Regions from separate parts of the Mus musculus genome. Here region 1 is linked to region 2. A link is a loop called in an ENCODE intact Hi-C map of the cell type or tissue named here. Cell type or tissue: left cerebral cortex. All regions are shown on one strand. Each heading gives the region's core, and the rest is flanking DNA. Links, peaks and the distances in the headings are about the cores only.

Region 1 (11,264 bases), core at 1,621-9,620, 170 kb after region 2:
GGTGGCCATGATGAAGTCATGTTCTACAACAAAAGCTGTCTTCTTTGCACGGAGAATGAAATGTTTGACGACCTGAGCTGTCATTAATCTTTGCTCAAAATCCAAATATGCAGAAGTTTCCTCGATTAAATAGACGTCAGCAGGCTTGCCCAAACAAAGAGCTAAAGCTCCTCGATGAAGTTCACCACCAGACAATGTCTGTACCTCTTGGTCAATGATGTTTTCAATCTGTAGGGGCTTCATTACTGCAGTCACAAACTGCGGATGAGTATTAAGCATCTCTGATCTTTCATGCAGTCACTGGTGAACACTTACTGTTGATTTGGGACTGATTTTCTGTGTCTTATAACTGACATTTAGAACTGGTACTTCTTCTCCTTATCTGGTTTAAGCCTTCCAGCAGGCATTCTGATAAATGTAGTTTTACCAATACCATTCTCCCCCAGCCTCACCATGATCTCAGAGTCCGTGAACTCTCCAGCTACAATTGTGAGCTTGAACTCTCCCATCTTTTTTTTCATCCCAAGATATTTGTACATGCACATCTTTTTAACTTCTTCTTCATTTGCTGTCTCAGCTACCTTAAAAACAAGCAACACATCCCTGAACCTCAAGTTCTCTGTTGGAATATAGCCATCCAAAACTATATTTATGCCTTCTCTTACACTAAAAGTCATAGTGACAGCACCATAAGCACTTGATACACTATATAGACAACAGATGAAGTCAGAGAGATAGTCTAATGTACTTAGATCATGCTCCACCACAATGATATATCTATCTGGATTTATTAGAGATAGAATAGTAATGGCAGCCTTTAAATGCTGCTTGACATCAAAGTAACAAGGAGGTTCATCAAACATAAAAATATCAGCTTTTTGTATGCAAATGACAACACAAGCAAATCTCTGCAACTCTCCTCCTGAAAGATCTTCGACATTTAGTTCTTTAAGGTGAGTTAAATCAAGCTGCTGACATACTCTTGCCTGTGTCTTTGTTTCATCTTTTCTGTCCAGAATAGAGCCCACTGTCCCCTTTGCATCTTTGGGAATTTGGTCTACATATTGAGGTTTGATAATGGCTTTTAGGTCATCTTCGAAAATCTTGGTAAAGTAATTTTGTAATTCAGATCCAGGGAAATAAGCCAAGATCTCTTGCCAATTAGGCGGATCATCATACTTTCCAAGGTTTGACTTTTGTTTTCCTGCTAAAATTTTTAGTGCAGTTGAATTTCCAATACCATTCATTCCAACTAATCTCAAAACTTCACCTGGAGGAGGGATAGGCAACCTGTGAAGCTTGAAGGCATTGGCACAATAGCAATGTGTTATTTCTTTTTCCAAGTTGCTTGGCAAATTGACAATTGATAAGGCGCCAAAGGGACATTTCTTAATAAAAATACCATAACCAATACAAAGAGTTCCAGAAATCTATGCTATTTTGCTCTGGGGTGTAACCTCGATGCATAATTTCCCCATCTGAACCACAGGGCAACTCTCTTTGCACTCCTGCCTCCATTTCTTAGGTTTGCATTTATTGTGGTTGAAAATAGCAATTCTTGTTAATTTGTCTGCCATAATTGTAACAAAGAATATCCAGCTCTTCTGGAGACAACGGGCCCCTTACAGTGGGGAGTGTAGTAGCCAAAGCAGCGCTAGCCATCAGGTCTTAGCACACAGCATGTTCTTACCACCACTGGCCAAGATGGAGGTGCAATGCTGTTTTTTCTTAATCACCACTTATTTCTTAGTTTCAGCTAACCAGCATCAATTGTCCAAGTAGTCCCTTTTATTCTTGACTCTAAAGCCAGAGTCAAATGACTGAAGCTGCCAAGTTCTGCTTCTTGCTGGGGTGGAAACATGACCAGCCCCCTTGTTTTAATTACCTTACCACCAGATTTTTGTTTTCTAACTCATTCACTGTCCTGGGACTTGCTCTGTAGATTGACTTTGAACTCAGAAATCTACACGGCTTTGCCTCCTGAATTCTGGGACTAAGGTATAGATACCACCTAGACTTAAGCTTTTCTTTACCTGGAACTTGCTCTGTACTCAGAAATCTCCTTGCCTCACTCTGTCTCCTGGGATTAAAAACATGTACTAACATGCCTGAACCTAAATCATGGCCACTATTCCTCAAGATTTGGATTAAAAGCCTGTGCCCTCCATTTCTGGATTGTAGTTCATCCAGATTAGAAATCCAATGGAAAAAAAAACCAAGTAAATAATGTTTATCATGATATAACTATCCCTTTTTCAATGGCAAATGCATAAACAATAAGCTAGCTGGGTGGAATCTTCCTCCAAAGTCACTACTCCCTTAATCTGTTTATCTCTTTTAGCTTCATTGCACTTCCTGGTGTCCTTTTATTACTTAAACCATAGATTTTATATTTTTCCTCTCTAAGCTTGCTCTTTTTCATCAAAATGTTCTTCAGAAGAGTGAATTTTAGTAACTATACAACAGAATTTATACCAGGCTGTTTTGAGACTTCCTTTTTCAAAGCAATTAATTGAAATTCTTTTACCTTAGTTAGTTTCAGGTAGACTTTTCAGACAAAGCCAAAAAGCAGCCACATTCTTCACCAAAATATCACAATAACAGTCTCTAGGCCACACATTAAAGTTCTCCAGTGAAACATCTTGGGCCGGGTCTGCACAATTCAAATCACCTTCAACACCAATGTCTTACATATTCCTACTAGGGAAATCTATTAAGCCCCACCTAAAGCATTCCACTGCTTCTAAATTCAAAGTCCCAAAATCCACACTCTTTCCAACAAAAGCATGGTCAGGTTCATCATAGCAAAACCCTACTCCTGGTACCAACTTCTGTCTTTGGGTTTTATTGCTGTGAATAGACACTACAACCAAGGACAACATTTATATTTTGTTACAAAGGCAAACAGGAGAAAACCATCTCTTTTGCACTGAGCAGAGCTTCAAATCCCATCCTCACAGTGATGCACTTCCTTCAACAAAGCCATATGTCCTAATAGTGCCATTTCCTATGGGCCAAGCATATTCAAATCACTACAAGCTGAATTTTATCTTTATCTCTGTGGGATTTTTTTTTTTTTTTTTTTTTTTTTTGTCTCTCACTGAAAATTTGAAATGTACTGAGGATTTCTTGTCAGAATGAACTAAAGTTAGTGTGGTGGTTTGAATAGCTTTGGCCCCATAGACTCATGTGCTTGAGTACTTTGCCATAGGGAGTGGTACTATTATGAGGTATGGCCTTGTTGGAGGAAGTGTGCCTCTATGGATGGAGGCTTTGAGCTCATATATGCTCAAACTATTCCCAGTGTGCTACATAGTATCTTTCTGGTGCCTCTGGCTTTTCCAGTACCATTTCTACCTGCATACTGCCATGCTTCTTGCCATTATGATAATGGATTGAACCCCAGAACCTATAAGCCATCCCCAACTAAATGTTTTCCTTTATAAGAGTTGCCATTGCCATAGTGTCTCTTCACAGCAATGAAACCCTAAGACAGTCAGCATAATGGTTAATGTTTATTGTCAACTAACAGTATCTAAATTTCTCTGGTAGATAGATCTTTGGGGGCATCTGTGGGGTATTATCGTGACTACATTAATTGGTGTGACAACACCCATATAACTATATGTGGCAGTATTCCATGACTGTACAAATGGAGAACAAGAACTGAATAACAGCATGCACTTTCTATTCCGTTTCTTGATTGTAGATATAATGCAATCAGCTGCTTCAAGTTCCAGCTACCTTGACTTTCCCACCATAAATGGGCTGTATATGAATAAACTATAAATAAATTTTAAAAATTAATGTTTTCTCCCTTGACTCTCTTTTGTCAAAAATATTCTACCAGAGCAACAGCAAAGGAGAACGACAGTCAGCTTTTCTAACTATTTTCCATGCCCATTATATTTGCAGAATTAAAACATCCTTTCCCCTTCCCTCCCTCCTCCCCCTTTTCCCTTCCTCCTTCTTTCCCCTCTTCTCCCTCATCTGCTCCTTCCTCCTCCTCTTCCTCTCCTTCATTTTCTAAAGCTGATTTTGACTGTTAGGCTACTGTGCTAGTTTAAATAAGAAGGCTTTCCTCTTTTCCTTCTCATTTCTTTCCCCCAGTAGCCCCTTTGTCACTTTATACTGTTCACAGATGTGTATCCTTCTTTCTATTCTGGGATTTTTTCCAGGGAGATTGGAGATAAGCTCGATGTTTTATCAGCTCCTATGGGCTCATATGTTTGAATACTTAGTTTGAAGCTGGTGGAACTATTTGGGAAGGATTAGGAGATGTGGTCTTGTAGAGGAGGTGTATCACTTGGGGTTTGCTTCGTAGTTTCAAAAGCCCACATTATTCACACTTTGTTCTCTCTCTCTCTCTCTCTCTCTCTCTCTCTCTCTCTCTCTCTCTCTCTCTCTCTTCCTCTTTTATATCAGATGTAAGCTCTCTGCTACTGCTACCTGCTGCCATGTTTCCTGCTATTATGATCATGTACTCACCTTCTGAAACTGTAAGCAAGCTAACAATCTTTTACTTCAACATACTTTTACTTTATAAGTCATCTTGGTCATGGTGTCTCTTCACAGCAACAGAATAGTAAGCAATACAGATAACATTTTCATTTTAGTTGTGGATGTGTCTTTCTGAAATTTTTATGATTTATAGTAGAGTTGGCAAAGTATAGCCAGGAGGCTAAATATAGCCTATCATCTGTTTTGTTTTATTTTGTTTTTTTCAAATAAAATCTTGCTGGAGGACTGCCACACTTATTTCTTTATTTATATTCTATGGCTATTTTTGCCCTACATTAGCTGAATTGAGCAGTTGCTACAGAGAGAAATTGGTATATATAGCCAAAATTGTCTAGGATCTGCACAGAATATTTACCATCTGTTCTTGGCTACTAAATCTAAAACATTTACTATCTTTATGAAAAGCAGTTTTCCATCAACACCCATTTTTAGATGGGATATTTTTCTTCTTAATTTCTTTGTCCTGCTGTGTCACACAGAATTTGACTTGCAGTGTTTTTTTTTTGTTTGTTTGTTTGTTTTGTTTTTTTTTTTGTCACTCCTATAACATGTGAGATGGTTGTTTCTGTCTGATAGGATTCTCAGTGGTGACAGAAGTACTGGGACTGTGCGATGTGGCAGATACTAACCACATGAGTCTTATAGGAACTTGAAATGTGACCAGTGCAACTGACATCAAACTTTATAGTCACATGAGGATAATAAACAGAAAATGAGAGGGACATCATTTAAAAAGAGAACCATCAGGAGTATTTGTCTAGCTTCTTAGCACCAGAGCGCCCTCTTCCTTTGTTTTGGGGAGATGGGGAATTAGGAGGGGAATGTTTCATATATAGTTTTAGACCTGGCTTTTCCCGTTCTCACTTCTTTACTCCAGTTTCCATGTTCTCAGTTTATATCTGGTCTCAGGTGTGTATGCTCAGTTGCTTTCTGGTATTCCCCCCAAAAAACAAAATGGATATAAAAGGCGAGAGTGATGTTTTATCAACCCCTCCCCAGTCCCATCACACCAGTCTGATCTTCACATGGATTTCTTCTACTTACCTGAAAGCCTGAGTCTGAAAAGCAACCTTTCAGGTTCCATCACTGTCTAGACAGCTGGGCAAGCATTCCAGGGACTGTCTGCTTGTAACCTAGGGTATCTTTGGGGGGTATTTAGGGTCTTTAAACTTCTCTGCTTTGTTTCTTTCACATGGTTTTAACACAATTGAGATTTGTGATGATACACTTCTGGGGTCAACAACACAGTGATCAAGTATATATAATTTGTAGGGACTTTTTAGTTTTTCCATGTTAGTTTTTTTGTTGTACCACTCTTACCAGGATTGAACAAATGTAGTGACAGACCACCTTCCCCATGTTTACTATTAGGATTTTCATATATGTTGCATCCTGTCCACTTCAACATAAGGTTAGCACTGGTCCAACACTGTCACCTTAGTTTTCAAGGTGAGTTATTGTTCGAGGGAAAGTTACTTGTCTAAATCATAGAGCCAGATAGGGAAAACCAAGCATTAAAACTCATATTACCAAGCTTTCTGTCCAGCGCTTTTCTTTTATACCTTACAAACCAGGAACTGGAGGAATGTTAAGCCTATCTGTTAGCATGGTTTCAGCAACTGGTTTTCTGGGCAGGTAACTTCTCATAACTTCTTTCTTTTCCTGGATTGATATTATGTGTCGGTGAAAATAATTTTGTGCAAGTAATGGCCTCAAGGTTTTGTTTTGTCCATGTATTTTTTATTTATTCATGTCTCTCTCTCTCTGTCTCTGTCTCTCTCTGTTTCTCTCTCTCTCTCTCTCTCTGTGTGGGGGTGTATTTGCATGCCTACCACAGCTCATGTTTTGAGATTACAGAACAAGTTGCAAGACTTGCTTCTCTCCTCCCATACTGTTTTCAGTCCATCACATTTGGAGGCAAGTGCCTTTAGCACTGAGCTATCTCACTGGCTCCAAGTCTCAAAGCAGAGATATAGGAGAGGAAGCTAGAAACAACCAAGATTCAGGGTTAGGTCTAGACTCACAGACTATGGGGGAATAAAAAGACTTAACAAATTTAGCAGAAAATTCTAATCTTCCCCTCTCATTGGCTATAAACATTCTGCCATAATAGGACATACTTTTATACCCTGAATACTTGGTGTCCTGGAAGCCAGCCTGGTATGTCTTTTTTCATGTTTGGTTCTTCTTGAGGCAGTGGAGAAGAAGAGCATTGACAGGGGTAAGACTTGGTCTTATGGGATATTTGGGGTTGCTGTACAATAATAAAATGTTTACCTATCTTTAATCTAAACCACTTTGCTTCAGTAGCTGGCCTGCTTTCTGAATTCCTCTAAGGTTAGGTACTGCAGTCTTTGGCATTTAGGACCTCATCATAAAATAGCAGGGTATTAAGTAAAGGATTAATTGCTAGAGCCTTTTCCCTTTTGTCCTGATGCCTCTCACTTGTCAGACTAGAGGGAAGTTTGGAGCAATAAACTTCCATTGAACCTAGAGAAGAGAATCAAGCTTGCAAAGGAAAGACTTTTATATAAACAGATAAGCATACGCTCACATAAATTCATATACAGGTTCACTCATGCATATTTATACATTTTCATTCAAACTAGTTAAGTCTAGTTTACATACATTTTCATAATTATACACAGACAGACAGACAGACAGACAGACAAAGAGAGAGATTGAGAGAGAGAGAAACACACTCATCTATCCTTACATATGTATTTGGAGCAAAAGACGAAGCACCAGTACAAAGAGAGAGAGGGGGGGGGGAGAGAGAGAGAGAGATCCAATCTTTATTCCATAAAGAAAGGAAAAGCTTCTATCCTTTTATTGCTAAATGAATTAAACCCAAGTCTATAAGAAGAAAGCTTTGTTATCTTTAATAAGACTAAGCCTACCTTGCTATTAAGAAAAGACCTATTGTGTACTGTGGTAAGGAGAAGCCTGTCTGCTCCTTCTGCTCTTTCTGCAGCTTCTTTTATTCCCCCTCTTTCCCTTAGCATTCTGCATATTGCTCTCTTGGTATTTTAAGTTGTCACAGAGTTCCTAAGTTATTCTACTCTGTATTCTCCTTCTAATCTTGTTTGCTCCTCCTGCTCTGATGTCACAATAATGCCCTTACTCTCAATAGTATTACTTCCAATGTTACGCCTTTACTTTTAAGTTCATCTTGAATTTAGTTCTGTTTAAAAAGTTCTCTCTTGAGTTCTGTCTAAAAAAAGTTCTCCTCTGTTCGGTTCTGTCACCTTTCTTTGTCCTCAGCACTTCTACATCTTTCGGAATACATGATCACATGGTAAAAAGGTCATCTGAAGTTTATACATAAATTCAAATCATAAACCGAATAAGAAGTTTACAACAGAGAATGTTTACATGCCTATCCATTAGGAATAATTATCTGGCTAAACATTCATCATCTGTCACAGCTCCACAGGTTCATGGAGAGTTAAAAACCGTAACTTTTTGTGACTAAGTATTAGTGAAGTTTTGTATAGATAAACCCAAAATTTTATCTTCTCTCCTAGCACCTATAGTAAATCATTAGTTTCCTTCTTATGACCTTTAGTTAATGGTTTTACAATCTCTTGTAATGTGCTCTAAGTAGTAGATGCTTGCCTTCTATCTCAGGAGCAATTAACTCATGAGTCTAAAGACTGGCAGAGTTCTTTCTCATTGCAGTTTTGACTATCAGAAAGGATTCAATAGTTTATTATGTAAGAGCATAACAATGACTATAATTTCAGGAATTCTTATAGGATCATCATTTAGGATTTTGATTAAGGATCATTAAGAAAAATCATCTATTTGTCTGTTTAGCATCACTACAAGACAGTACATCTTCATTGTTCTGCACAGTTCTGCTCAAAAGGGTAGGCTAATACCTAGTGGTTGTTATACATTATTTAATAATAACAGGAAAATCATATTAATAGCAGGAATCTTTCCTAAAATGGATTTCTCCTGGGCCTTGCCTACTGGAGCAAATCCATTGTAGATTTTAATCCAAGGTGGACCCATCTCAAGAAAGTCACCTGCTAGTTTTTAGCTTCTACTTATTGCCTCCTGACAGAAATGGAATATAGGAAAACTTAAAGATGTATTTGTTCTTGTGTATGTGTGTGTGTGTGTGAAACACATTTATGCAGATCCCTAAGAAATCAGAAGAGAGTACTGGATCCCCTAGAACTGGATTTATACTTGATTAGAGTCTAGGAACTGAACACAGGTCTTCTGGAAGACACATACTCTCTCTCTCACACACACAAACACACACACACACACACACACATACACATGGACAAGTAAATAAAAAGCACTCTTAACTATTCCTTGTAACATATCTCCAGATTGGTTTCTGTTGCAACAAGGTCCCACTATATTGCTCAGGCTAGACAAAGACTCACATATTTTTGCCTGAGACTTGTGAATAGCTAGGACTAGAGACTCATAGGCAAGAAGATAGTACAACCAATCTTATAGTGATTGGGACAGTTCTTGTCTCATACCTGCTGCCTGACATTGATCAATAGTCTCTTCTTAACCACCTACAGCTCCTTTTGTGCTTATGTGGATCATCTTTATTTCAAAACAAAATCTAGAAACCAAGCTGGAGCGTCTTCAGCATATCATACACCTGCTGAAAATACAACAGTGGTGGTGAAGGTAGCAAAGGAACCAGTGAGAACTTTCCCCAATGTTTTTTGACAGCTTTTGTCAGGAGTTTCAGCTGGCTCTCTCCTTACTCTCTGTGACAGAGAGAATGCCATCATGGCTCCAGGGCAGTAATTTTATAGCACCCTTCCCTCAGCCTTAGATCCTTACAGAGGTCCTGGGTACAAGAATCTAAGATCAACAGTGGTTACTGTAGAGAAGTCAAGATCCTGACTACCAGTAAAGCGCTCAGGAAAGCGGGTACAAATCTGAAGAAAAGCATGCCTATACAAAAAGGATCTGGACCAACACATGTGTGCAAAACCCTGTCCATGTCAAATTCCTTTTCCTGAAGAGCAGTCTCTACAGTATACATGACAACTTGGTATTTGTCTCTGTATAGGCAGATGTTCCAATTGAAGCTATGCATCTTGTTTGAAGAGTCAGCCATCACTATGACAACAAGCCCCTTTATTTCTTTCTTTAGTGAATGTTATAATTAACTGCAGTGTGAAAAAAATAGACCACGATATCGTCATCAGACACTCTAATTCCAGCTGTTTGTGATTTCATGGTAGTGTGGAGTACTATTGGAGGCACTGGCTAAATAGTGACTCTAGGTCAGAGCAGGGGATTGAAGGTCTCAGGTGATACAGCCCCGATTAAGGAAACAAAACTCTCAGGAGATGCTGTTCCCCCACCAACAGTACACACAGAAGAGGCTCTGTAGACATAACTGCTCTACAGAGATGTAGTAGACTCAGAAAAAGTACAAGTAAATCATATCTCCAGAGGTCAAGAATACCTGGAAGTCAGTTACTAAACACACACACACACACACACACACACACACACACACACACACACACACACTCACACACTCACACACTCATACATACTCACTCACACACACACACACACTCACACACTCACACATACTCACTCACACACACTCACACACACACACTCACACATACACACTCACACACACACACACTCACACACACCACACTCACACATACTCACACACACACTCACACACACACACTCTCACACACACTCACATACACACACTCTCACACACTCACACACACTCACACATACACACTCACACACACTCACACTCACACTCACACACACACTCACACACACACACACACACACACACACTCACATACACAGAGAGAGAGAGAGAGAGAGAGAGAGAGAGAGAGAGAGAGAGAGAGAGAGAGAGTTCAGTAGTAGTAGGAGTTTAACATTTACTTGATCTTTAGACCCTGTGTTAGTTGGGTTACTATTGCTGTGATGAAACAGCATTACCAAAGCAACTTGGGAAGGAAAGGAATTCTTTGACTTAAATTTCCACATCAGAGGGCAGGAATCTGGAGGCAGGAACTGATGCAGAGTCCATGGAGGAGTGCTGCTTACTTACCCATCTGATTTGCTTAGCATGCTTTGTTATAGAACCCAGGACCACCAGCCCCAGGATGTGGGTTAAAAGGTGGTTGACTCATCTGCTCAGAGCTTGGGCCACTGGGTGAGGTGGGACACAGACAGGGGAGTTTTGACTGCTCATTCCCCATGCAGTTGCCAGGCGTGCATCAAGCTGTGAGAAGCCACAGGGCTCTGATCCAGGGGTGGGGAAGCACAGTCTGAAGTCCCTGTGAGTTGGGCTCAGGGGTCAGGGACCTGCACAGAGGCTGAGGACTGCAGGTTCTCAGACTCTTGGGCACCACAGACACTGTTGGATGCCGCAGAAGAACTGAGAATGAAGCGCCCTCCCCCTTAGGCTGGATATAGCCTGGGGCCAAAGGGAAAAGGATGGGAGGAGAGATCTGGCTGGATTTCCTTGGCTTGTTCAGTGGGCTGCTTGGCTTGGTGGAATCCATAGCTGGGAGTGCAGAGAGACCTCCTGCGGGAGATTAGATGTGACTCTTTAGAGGAAGTCTTGCTCCATTGTTCTCCACATGGGTCCTAATGAGAATTTACAGTCCATGGTTTTAAGGTATTTATTGTCATGGCAGAGAGTTGTAATGAGTAAAACCATAGCCCCCTATCTCAGGACAGGTCTGAGGCTAAATACCTTTTGT
Region 2 (11,264 bases), core at 1,373-9,372:
CAGTTGCCTACGTGCTTCTATACAGTAACCAAAAATACCAGGAGTAGACCATGGACAGCTGTGGTCTCGAGCACACACGTTTGTCATGTTTGAGGCTGGTTCTGACTATGAGTGAAGCACAGGGAAGGCAGCTTCTCTTTAGGCTTTAGGATGGGAGCCACCTGCAGCCTAGTTCCCTGGGCTGCTAAGCAGCTCTGTGGCTCAGGTCTTGCTCCAGTTCCAGAGCATTTTCTGACCTCTATCTCATACCTGCAGAAACAGAACTTCTCCTCTGGCATCTTAGTGTTCCAAGTATCATAGCAAGTATCTCCAAGTGTCAGGGATATTTATGAGCCTTATTTGCAACCATACCTTTTGGGTATTTGGTTTTGAGAGTAGTCCCTGTTAGCCTTCTCTTTAGGCACCGCCTAACAGTTACCTAGCAACAGCCAGGTACCCTTGAATAAAAGGACTCTTCCTCCCCATTCTCCCGCTCTTTCTCCCCTCTTTACCTATTCTCTCCCTCTCTCTTCCCCACGTGTCCCCAGCCAGCCTCTTCCCCTCTTTCTTCCTCTCTCCTTTCTCTTTCTGTCCTCTGTCCTCTTTCCTCTGCCTCTATCCCCATCTCTAGATTCCAAGTGAACTCCCTTTTATATTAGGCCTGTCATATGACCTAATTGTCCAGGGTGACACCTTGGCAGGGCCAGCCAAGGTCTCCCCTCACCCAGCCATTTTATAAATCACAACAATTGCAAAGAACTGGCTTGTAATAGTCAGGGTTTCTATTGCTGTGACAAAACATTATGTCCGAAAAAGCAAGGTGTGGAGGAAAGTGTTTATTCGGCTTACACTTCCACAGCACCGTTCATTATTAAAAGAAGTCAGGACAGGAACTCATACAGGGTGAGAACCTGGAGACAAGAGCTCATGCAGAAGCCATGGAGGAGGGCTGCTTACTGGCTGGCTTTCTCTGGCTTGCTCAGTCTGCTTTCTTATAGAACCCATAACCACCAGCCCAGGGATGGCACCGCTTACCAGGAGCTGAGCCCTCCTCCGTTGACCACTAATTGAAAAAATGCCTTATAGCAGGATCTCATGGAGGCATTTCCTCAACTGAGGCTCCTTCCTCTCTGATGACTCAAGCTTGTGTCAAGTTGACACACAAAACCAGCCAGTACATGGCTCTAATTTATGATTAAAATGCCTTTGCTTACAATTACACACACACACACACACACACACACACACACACACACACACACACACATCTATGTCTCAGAGAATAGGGCTTTGTTTCAGTAAACACAGCACTCATAGCTTCAAAGCTTCAGATGAGTGAAATGGTAGATAGTAGAGTAGAAAACCTAAAGTTCTGAGAATCTGTATTGATTACCTCAATCCCTCTGCTTTTAAGCCTCCTAGACCCTTCTAGCAAAATGGAAAGTGTCTCTGTTACTCTTCCACTGCTGTGATGAAATTTGCTCAGAAGCAACTTAAGGGAGGAGGCATAGGTTTTGGTTCATAATTTCAGAGAAATCTCAGTCCATCTAGGTGGGGAGGCCTGGCAGGGGCATGTGGCTCTGTATATGGTAGGAGGGTGACTGCCTTACAGAGTAGTACCAGGAAATATACAGGGTACACACATATACCCACATAGACAGCCAGACACAGCCATACACACATACATACAGGAGAGAGAGGCAGAAAGCGACAGAGAGAGACTGACACACAGACAGACACACACGGAGAGAGAGGCAGAGAGAGACAGAGAGAGATAGACACACTCACACAGAGACACAGAGACAGAGATGGACACACAGACACAGAGATATACAGAGAGACAGAGACACACACACGGAGACAGACACACAGACACAGAAAAAGAAAGAGACACACAGAGAGAGACAGACACACAGAGAAAGACACACCCACCCACAGACACAGAGAAACAGAGACACACACATGGAGACAGACAGACACACAGACACAGAAAAAGAAAGAGACACACAGAGAGAGACAGACACACAGAGAAAGACACACCCACCCACAGACACAGAGAAACAGAGACACACACATGGAGACAGACAGACACACAGACACAGAGAAAAAGGAAAAGACACATAGAGACAGAGAAGACTTCAAAGGCCCTCCCTATTGACTGCTTTGTGCCAGCCAAGCTCCTGAATGCTCTCTACGATTCACAATAGTGTCACAGTCTGGGAACCCAGAGCACACCACATGAGCCTTTGGAGGATCTCTCGTTCTCAAACCACAACAGAGGCCGCCGTCCACCGATGCTGCAGTTGTTTGGCTGCTATTATTGAACCCCAGTCAACCCTCTTGCTCTTGCACTTTGAACCCAACAGCATCATTTACTTTTGTATAGTTGAAGCCAGCGTGTAGCCCATCTCCACTCTAGATGCCCAGCGTCTTTGAGTCTGTGCTCAGTTGTTATTTCATCAAGCTCTGGATCAACTGAAATCTCACCAGGTCAGCTTCTGCCATATGGCCGTTCTCAGCGTCCCTACCTTTACTTAACCTTTGGATTGGCTTGTGCGTCTACTTTTCCTCTTGCATACTTGCTCACTGAAGGAGGACCCTCCCCCTTGGGTTCAGGGTCCCTCTCCCAGCCCCAGCCTAGGGTAGCCTCGTCCTCTCTGCCCTCTGCAGACACTGATGTGGCTGCCCGTTCTCACGGCACAGAGACTTCAGTTTTCCTGACACAAATGCATCATCCTTCTCTGTCGCCATGTGTCCCCTTCCAGCTGTCCTGCAGTCTCCCCCCACATTCTTCCTCAGTGGAGTCTCTGGAACAGCAGTTCCCAGCCTTCCTAATGCTGTGTGTGACCCATTAATACAAGCCTTCATATTGGGGTGACCCCAACCATAAAATTATTTTTGTTGCTACTTCATAACTGTAATTTTGATATTTATGACTCATAATGTAAATATCTGTATTTTCTGATGGTTGCAGGGGAACCCTGTGAAAGGGTCATTCAATACCCCTAGGGGGCGCAACCCGCAGGTTGAGAACCACTGCTCTTGACAGAGTACTTCTCCCACCTTGATGGTGTGTACCCTCTGCTCCCTGTTTTTTGTCCCAGACATCCTGAAGGTGCCTGAGTGTCTAAGCCTGCCCAGTCAGGCTCTCTTTTGTTCATGCCTCACTTAACCGTATCTAGTTGCACCTCACTTAACCGTATTGTTGGCTCTGCTTTTGTGTTTTTCAGAGTGCCTCTTTACGTGTTTGCTTCCTTTCTTCTGCTCCTACTTCTTGCGTGCCCCTTCTATGCCACACCTTTTCTTTTTTTCTTTTTTCTTGTTTTTCGAGACAGGGTTTCTCTGTATAGCTTTAACTGTCCTGGAACTCACTTTGTAGGCCAGGCTGGCCTGGAACTCAGAAATCTGCCTGTCTCTGCCTCCCGAGTGCTGGGATTAAAGGCACGTGCCACCTTGCTCGGCTGCCACACCATTTCTGCCCGTCTCTCTTCATCACTTCCTTCCGATGTTCTTCAGTATGGCTCAGGAACCACCCAGATAGCTTGCTACCCGCTGAACTGACAGGCCAGAGATCTGCACCGTGGATGGCCTCTCCTGGGATTCCGTGCCATTTCCTGGGACTGTGTTCTTTAATGTTTCTCAGCCTACCACACCCTCTGCTGGATCTCTCAAGACTCATGTCGTCCCTAGATAGGCATACATAGCCTGTTGTGATTTGGCTCTTGTGAAGTTCTTAGACTGGCTCTCAGAGTGCTCTATAACGCAGACGTCTACCCTAAACACACACACACACGCACACGCACACGCACACGCACACGCACACGCACACGCACACGCACACGCACACGCACACGCACACGCACACGCACACGCACACGCACACGCACACACACACACACAAACCCTGAGGCTAACACTTCTGGGCATGGCAGTTCCTTTTCACCAAAATGCTTTACACTAAAACCCTTGTAAACTCACCTTTATGTGGTGACGCATGCTTGTAACCGCAGCACTTGGTAGGCTAAGTTGGGGAGAAATGCCATAGTTTCAGTCCATCCTAGACTGAGACCTTACCAATGAGGCCTCAATACACCAAAAACCGGAAAGCAAGCAAAGGGTGAGACCAACACCCCCAAAGGCATCACCTTCAATCTTGGACGCCATATTGAGCTTTACAGTTCAAAGCTTTTAAGGTGCCCCTGTGTAAGCCACACCCTCAGCTCTGTGGTTAGCGAGGTACTAGCTGGGCTCAGGTTTGAGTGTGAGCTCAGCACACAGGACCACAGCCTGCTCTCCCCAGGATCCAGAAAACAGTCAGACAGTTGGTCGCGCAGACAGATATGACGGGACACTGTTGGCTTCAATCTGGGCTGCACAGTTCCGTGGATGAGGTGATCTCTCACATATGCAGGGGCGCCACAGGGTGAGCCCTGAATATAGTGTGTGAGCAGGACTTTCAGGAGACTAGAAAGTCAAGATGATCACTTTGAGTAAAGGAGGCTGCTTAGAGGGAAATTCCCAGTGGCGGCAGAGAAGTCGCCCTTGTCCCATCTGTACTTTGGATGGGATATTGCTGGCACAGGGAGAAGGTAAAGTATGGGGAGTCACAGGGAGGCACTGCCCAGAACTGGACAGAGCTGGGCAGTGAGAAAGGAGGCCTGGCCCTGTCTCTGTCACCATTTTAAAAGATTACAAAGTCCCTGGGTGCCAATACACAGGCTAGCAGAAATGAGTGGGGTTAAGAACTGGCACAAATTGCAAATTGCCCTTTCTAACTCAGTGAAGAATTGAGTTGGAATTTCGATGGGGTTGCATTGAATCTGTAGATTGTGTTAGGCAGGATAGCCATTTTCTTTTACTATATTAATCCTGCCAATCCGTGAGCATGGGAGATCTTTCCATTTTCTGAGATCTTCAATTTCTTTCTTCAGAGACTTGAAGTTCTTGTCATACAGATCTTTCACTTCCTTAGTGTCACACCAAGGGGTCCATCCCATAATTAGCCACCAAACGCAGACACTATTGCATATGATAGCAAGATTTTGCTGAAGGGACCCTGATATAGCTGTCTCTTGTGAGGCTATGCCAGTGCCTGGCAAATACAGAAGTGGATGCTCACAGTCATCTATAGGATGGAACACAGGGCCCCCAATGGAGGAGCTAGAGAAAATACCCAAGAGCTGAAGGAGTCTGCAACCCTATAGGTGAAACAACAATATGAACTAATCAGTACCCCCAGAGCTCGTGTCTCCAGCTGCAGATGTAGCAGAAGATGGCCTAGTCGGCCATCATTGGGAAGAGAGGCCCCTTGGTCTTGCAAACTTTATATACCCCAGTACAGGGGAACACCAGGGGCAAGAAGTGGGAGTGAGTGGGTAGGGGAGCAGGGTGGGGGGAAGGTATAGGGGACTTTTGGGATACCATTTGAAATGTAAATGAAGAAAATATCTAATAAAAAAATTTTTTTAAATCCCCTAAAAAAAAAAAAAAAAAAAAAGAACTGGCACAAATCTGTTGTGAAGGGTGCAGTGACATGTTGTGGCCACCAGGTGACACTAGAGGATTTCCTTCGGCACAAAGCAGGGCTTGTCTATGCGTTCCCAAGTGCCACGGGTGTAGCACCTAATCTCTAAAGAAGGCAATTCAGAGATTTTGAGAAAATACTCATTTTGAAGGATGCAATGAAGCTATTCATTAGTTGTCTTTGAATATGCAAATTTAAAAATCAGCCCCTTCCACACTTTCAAAAGGTTTAGAGGTTGTCTCTGTACTCCCAGCGGCTTTGGCTCAGACTTCATATCCGGGACACAGGCAAGGAAATGTTCTGAGCTGGTCCTAGTGGGATCTCTTGCGTACCCCTTGTTCTAGAGGACGGATATGGATGGCAAGAAGCGGCATGGCTTAGTACAAATAAATGTCCCCTCTTCCTGGGCTCAGAGCAAGGGTAGGACATGGAAAAGGAATTGTAAACTATTGTCAGTCTGGGTTTGAGAACCCTCTCTGACAATCCGGTGAATGTCACAGACTCTCCCTTCCAGAATGTTCTGTATTACCATGCTCTTTTAGTAGCTCCTGAGACACATTGTGTAGCCACATATGATTTCTCTCAGCTGTAAATACCTAATATTTGACAGTCACACTGTGATAGCTACGCGCCTCGGCAGCTTCCCCGTTTGTAACGAGAGTAGACTGCGCTGTCTAAGGAGAAGCTGCGGAGGTGAAGAGTCCCACCGTTGCCTCGGTGGTACCCAGGAGGTCGCCGATTTTAATCGAGCATTCCTAGGAGGCTGCCAGCCCTGAAAAGATGCTGAAGCTTGAAGCTGTGCTGCAGCGTCATAATCTTTAGCCAGCAGCTGCCTCATGGAGTGGTACCCAGCCTGCACCGGAAGGGTGCAGCTTCTTGTCAGCTATGCAACGCTGTCTGTCTTATGACTCCCTCTGCCAGGATGCTCCAGGCACGGTGCCTGCTCCTCTCTGTTTCATATTGCTGCTCCATACATGCATGCCTGAGGGATTCCCTGCACCCAGAGCCAGAATCAGTATAGACCAAAGGACGGAGCAATGACCTTGGAAATAGGAGCCTCTGTTTGGTTCTGGCTGCCATTTACTAAGCACAGGACTGGCCTCAAGTATGAAATGGGAATAATAACTCTTCTTTTTTGTCTTACTCAGTTTCTTTTTTTTCCCTCCTCCCACCCCCCTTTCCTTTCGCTCCGGCCCTGCTTGCTCCTACCCCGCTCACTCCCACCCATAGGTTATTAATTAATTAGTTAATTAATTAATTAAATTTGTTTCTCATTAAGGATGGTTGTGAGCCAACCATGCAGTTGCTGGGATCTGAACTCATGACCTCCGGAAGAGCAGTCAGTGCTCTTAACCACTGAGCCATCTCACCAGCCCTTCAGTTTCTTTTTAAGTACCCTACAGATTATTTGTTTTCTTTAACACAATTGATTAATTAGGACATTGGGAAAGAGAACTTAATTCTAAAATGGGGAAAGTAAGTTGGAAAATCAGCTATGCAATGTGGGATTGAATTTGAAAGATGGGTGTTTGAGCAATAGAAGCACAGTACGAGCTCTGGGTCCTTCACCTCCTCCAGCCATCTGGTATCCTGCTGCCTCAGCATCTCTGACACCAGTGCCCTACCTGGCTGCATAATATGGTCACCAGATCTTATCTTCCTGGTCACTCAGGCCCAGGCTGTCTGGGACAAGTTCTAGCTAATGTATGACTAAGCCTTTTTCCTCTTGAATCCCTCCTGCCCAGTTCAAGTGTTTGCTGTGTGTTGATTTCCTAGCCTTCTTAGCGTTCATTCCTATACTCATTCCCTAGTAGCAACTGTGTAGGAAACACGATAGTTTCCCAGGCCTCCACGGGACACTTCAGGTCTGACTGGCAAGCTTGTGCCAGATCATCATCAAACTCAGTCCCAGCAAAAGCTTTCAGAGCGGCCGTTGTCTCCCTTGGGTCTCTGCCACCAGGGCTGAGCCAGGCTGCTGGACAGATATCAGGGGTGTGTGGGAGAGAGCTGACCAGAGTTACCAGAAACCTGCAAGTTGACCATGTATAGATGTAAAGTCAGGGTTGGCCAAGTTCTACTCAGAGTTGGACAGAATCACCCAGCTGACTTGGAAAAAGCCATAAGTGACCAATTAAAGGATGCGTGACTTGTTATGCAGCACATCTTAGCTGCTATAACTGTGTCACTCAAGACACTTTCAGACAGCGTTAGACTACGGCAACGGTAATTTATGGGCCATTCATTGCAACCTGCTAGCTTGCAAGGTATGTTCTTCCATTTAAAGCTCTATCCTGTTGTCAAAATAAACTGAATTATGACCTGAAGAGGTTAGAGAACCATTGTGCTACTTTGTTGATGAAGAGACTGTGACATGGAGAGGTGATGTGACTTGTCAAGAAAGACTCAGTGGCAGTTTCAACCTGGGAAACCAAGTCTCTAGACTTGGCGTGAGCCTCTCCCCCTGCATGGGCAGTCCACCTGGCCAGCTTGTCATTCTCACACCGGAGTCCCTTCAGATAGGAGCTACTCCATTTTCACTGAAGAACAGTCCGAGGGTCAGATGCCTCCCTTCAAGTGTGAAGATTGACTAGTGTGGGTCCTTCAGAGCATTTGGTTTTCTTGGGCTGTTTCAACTACTGCTTTCAATGAAGAATGGTGGGGGGTCCCCAGTGACACCTTTAGAAAACTCTGCCTTCCCCCATGGCTCAGTCCCCTCTTCTTCCCTTGATTGGACTGAGAGACGGACCTAGATGGCTCCCTTTCTGAGAGGTAGGTGGATGCTTGTGTTCTGACACAGCTGCCCTTCGTGATGCCACTGGTGCCATCTGCCCACAGAAGCCTCCCAGATCTTCCTAGGTCACCCACATTTCTAGTTTGAAATGTGAATACCAGGTTTTAAAGAAGGTAAACGGGGAAGGGATGATGGTGCTATTATGAACCCAATAGTCTTGACTGCACTTTGCTAGCGACAGCCTCCAGCCTGTTGAAAACTGTAGCACAGCTCCCTAGTGAGAGGTCAGAGGGCCATCCTTTTGACACCAGCTGAGGCCCTGTCTCTCTCCTGGCAGTCCCTGGACTGTCTGGAGTCTCCTGGGTACACTAGTCAGGCTTCCACACTGCACACGCTCCTTTCTACAGTGTGCTGAGCCCCTCCCCGCCAACCTAGATGAGGTTTTCTTTGGCTCATGCTGCTTCATCCATTCCTGAACTTTCATCATTGAGATGAAAATAGTGTCAGGCCCTGGGAGACCCCAAATTTATAGTTCCCATTCTTAACCCCTTTTCTGTTTCAAGAAAAGTGCCCCCTTTTGGGCATGCCTCAGTGGCCAGGAATCCTCCTGCACAAAGGGCTCCATCACACCCCTCATGCTTATGAGTGTAAGGGACCATCATGATCTTCACTTAAACAGCTTACATCGCCTCAGCCACATGGTGCCAGACACCACCAGTGTGCCAAGGTCAAGGATCCTTTTCCTATCTCATCTAAGTGCTTTTAGCTTTTCCAGGAGTTTAGGCCGAAAACTGTAGTGTTGTGTGGGAAACCCAAGTCTCCCTCACATCAGAAAATATTAATGGACTCTCCTTTAAGATGTATCTAGGGGCTGGTGAGATGGCTCAGTGGTTAAGAGTGCCGACTGCTCTTCCAAAGGTCCCGAGTTCAAATCCCAGCAACCATATGGTGGCTCACAACCATCTGTAACGAAATCTGATGCCCTCTTCTGGAGTGTCTGAAGACAGCTACAGTGTACTTACATATAAGAAATAAATGAATCTTTAAAAAAAAAAGATGTATCTAGACTCCAACCATTTCTTACCTTCACCATCACCCCTCATGTTGGGGTGTCTGCCGGTGCTCCTTAGCCTTCCTCATTCTTATCCTCAACTTCTAAATCCAGATTTAAAAATTACAGACAAAAACTTTATGTAAAACAGCATTACCATTAGGCCAGTTTTCTAGCCTCCAAATATTAAACATGGTTTGTATTCTGGGCTGCTCCCTGGAATCCTGAGCCTGCCTGTCCTTGTTCAGAAGTGATAACAACTACCAGCTCTCAGGTTTGGGCTTAATTTTCTAATATGGTCTTAATGACCAAAAAACCCCTAGAAATGAGGTAATGGCAAAACCAGGCTGAGGTTTCTTTGAGGTTATTAATTTTTATTTCCTGCTGGCTAAATTAGGCCTGTGGTTCTCCCAAGCAGCACAGAGCAGTGATTTCAGCAGAACCCTGCCAGAGTGGGTTCAAGGGATTCATCCAAGCCTGGCACAAGAGAGCCGTTGGGTGAAAACTCAAGGAGCTGCTACAAAGTCAACTGAAGAAATGAGTCTCGACTAAGCTTCATTAAACTGCAAGTGGTCCTTGCTGCTCTCCCTCCCCTGTGGCCCTCACTGCAGGCTGAACTGCTTTGCACTGCAAACTCCGGTCTGAGGAGTGGAGGTAATGTTGATGGTGGCTAATGATTACTAGCCGTTTGGTTAATATCGGTGATTGCTACTCACTTGGTGGCAGACACTGTTCTGAATATTTTTATAGTCAGTCATTCACCTGTTCTTTCTCTCATAAAAATGTACATACACATCTCTCACACACACACACACACACACACACACACACACACACACACACACACACGTACATATACAGCATATACATACACATACATATACTACATATACAACACATATAAAACATGCAGCATATACATGTACACATACGTTTACATATAAGCCCAGCACACACATATGCGTATACATATATACGTAAATGTGTTTGTATAGTACTTCTTTCATTCTTAGAGAAACTAAACAGAAAACCCAGAGCTTGATGCTGGACCAGGGAGACAGAAAACAAATGGTAAACATCAGGGAATAAACAGTGTATGTGTGGGAGGTGATAGGTGGCAAAAGAAGTGTTTTTGATGCCCAGTAAGTAAGCCTTATTCAAGAAATTATGTTGGAGTGATGACAGAGGGTCAGTCCTCTTGAGACACCTGTAGCAGTGTTTGGGGCAGAGTGACCAGCTAGTACAAGGACTTTGAGAACAGCTGGATGCTCTAGGATGGTGAAAAAGCCTTGTGGCTGGGGGTGAGAGAAAAGGAGATAGACAGGTGGGATGAAGGACATAAAGAGGCTGGTCTTAAGGAGCTCTCTAAGTCTAGCTTTCTCTCTGATTCAAGAAGGGTCAAGACAGGTTGCAAGAGGCTGCTGCGAGGAAACTGAGAGCACAGCTTGTGTTTTACACAATCCCTGTTGTGCTTAGAGTAGGCTGCAAGGTGGAAGAGATTAGAGATGGCACTGGTTCACAGACTGCTGTAATGGTAGCCTGGCACAGAGGGTGAGAAAAGTTTAGATTAGATAAATATTTTAAGTGTAGAATGAACAGCATTCCTGTACTTAGAGATTCTGGGGTAATAGAGGAATCAGATTTCAAATGATCCTAGTTTGTGGCTCGAACACCTGGAAGATGGAGTTGTCCTTTACTGAGCTGGAGAATGTTAGTGACCAGGCTTTCAGAGAAAAGTGGGGAACGTATCTGGGGGCATTGTAAGTGTCTTAGTTAGGGTTTCCGTTGCTGTGAGGAGACACCATGACCAAGGCAACTCTTATAAAGGCAGACATTTAATTGGGGCTAGCTTACAGTTTCAGAGGTTCAGTCCATTATAATCAAGACAGGAAACATGACAATGTCCAGGCAGACATGGTGCTGGAGAAGGACCTGAGAGTTCTACATCTTGATTCAAGGCAGCCAAAGGGGACTGTCAG

Evidence for each region. A loop is a pair of places that touch in the nucleus more often than their neighbours do. Peaks named below come from ENCODE experiments on the same cell type or tissue, not always from the same donor. Only the 100,000 strongest peaks of a DNase experiment are listed, where the experiment ranks them.
Region 1: it touches region 2 in a loop (3.0-fold over the local background); 2 of 42 quality-filtered maps call a loop at or near these places.

The regions. Positions count from the first base shown.
Region 1 is chr16:23,717,178-23,728,441 of GRCm38, forward strand. It overlaps the pseudogene Gm6640. Among named protein-coding and RNA genes, the nearest start is that of Rtp4, 110 kb to the left of the region's middle. In left cerebral cortex, for the core only: no CTCF peak of the experiment used is centred there; a DNase peak (open chromatin) is centred at 4,739.
Region 2 is chr16:23,544,995-23,556,258 of GRCm38, forward strand. It overlaps a transcript of Rtp4 not described here. Among named protein-coding and RNA genes, the nearest start is that of Masp1, 30 kb to the left of the region's middle. In left cerebral cortex, for the core only: CTCF peaks have their summits at 2,969 (motif pointing right), 3,646, 5,527 (motif pointing right) and 6,350; DNase peaks (open chromatin) are centred at 3,577, 5,552 and 6,353.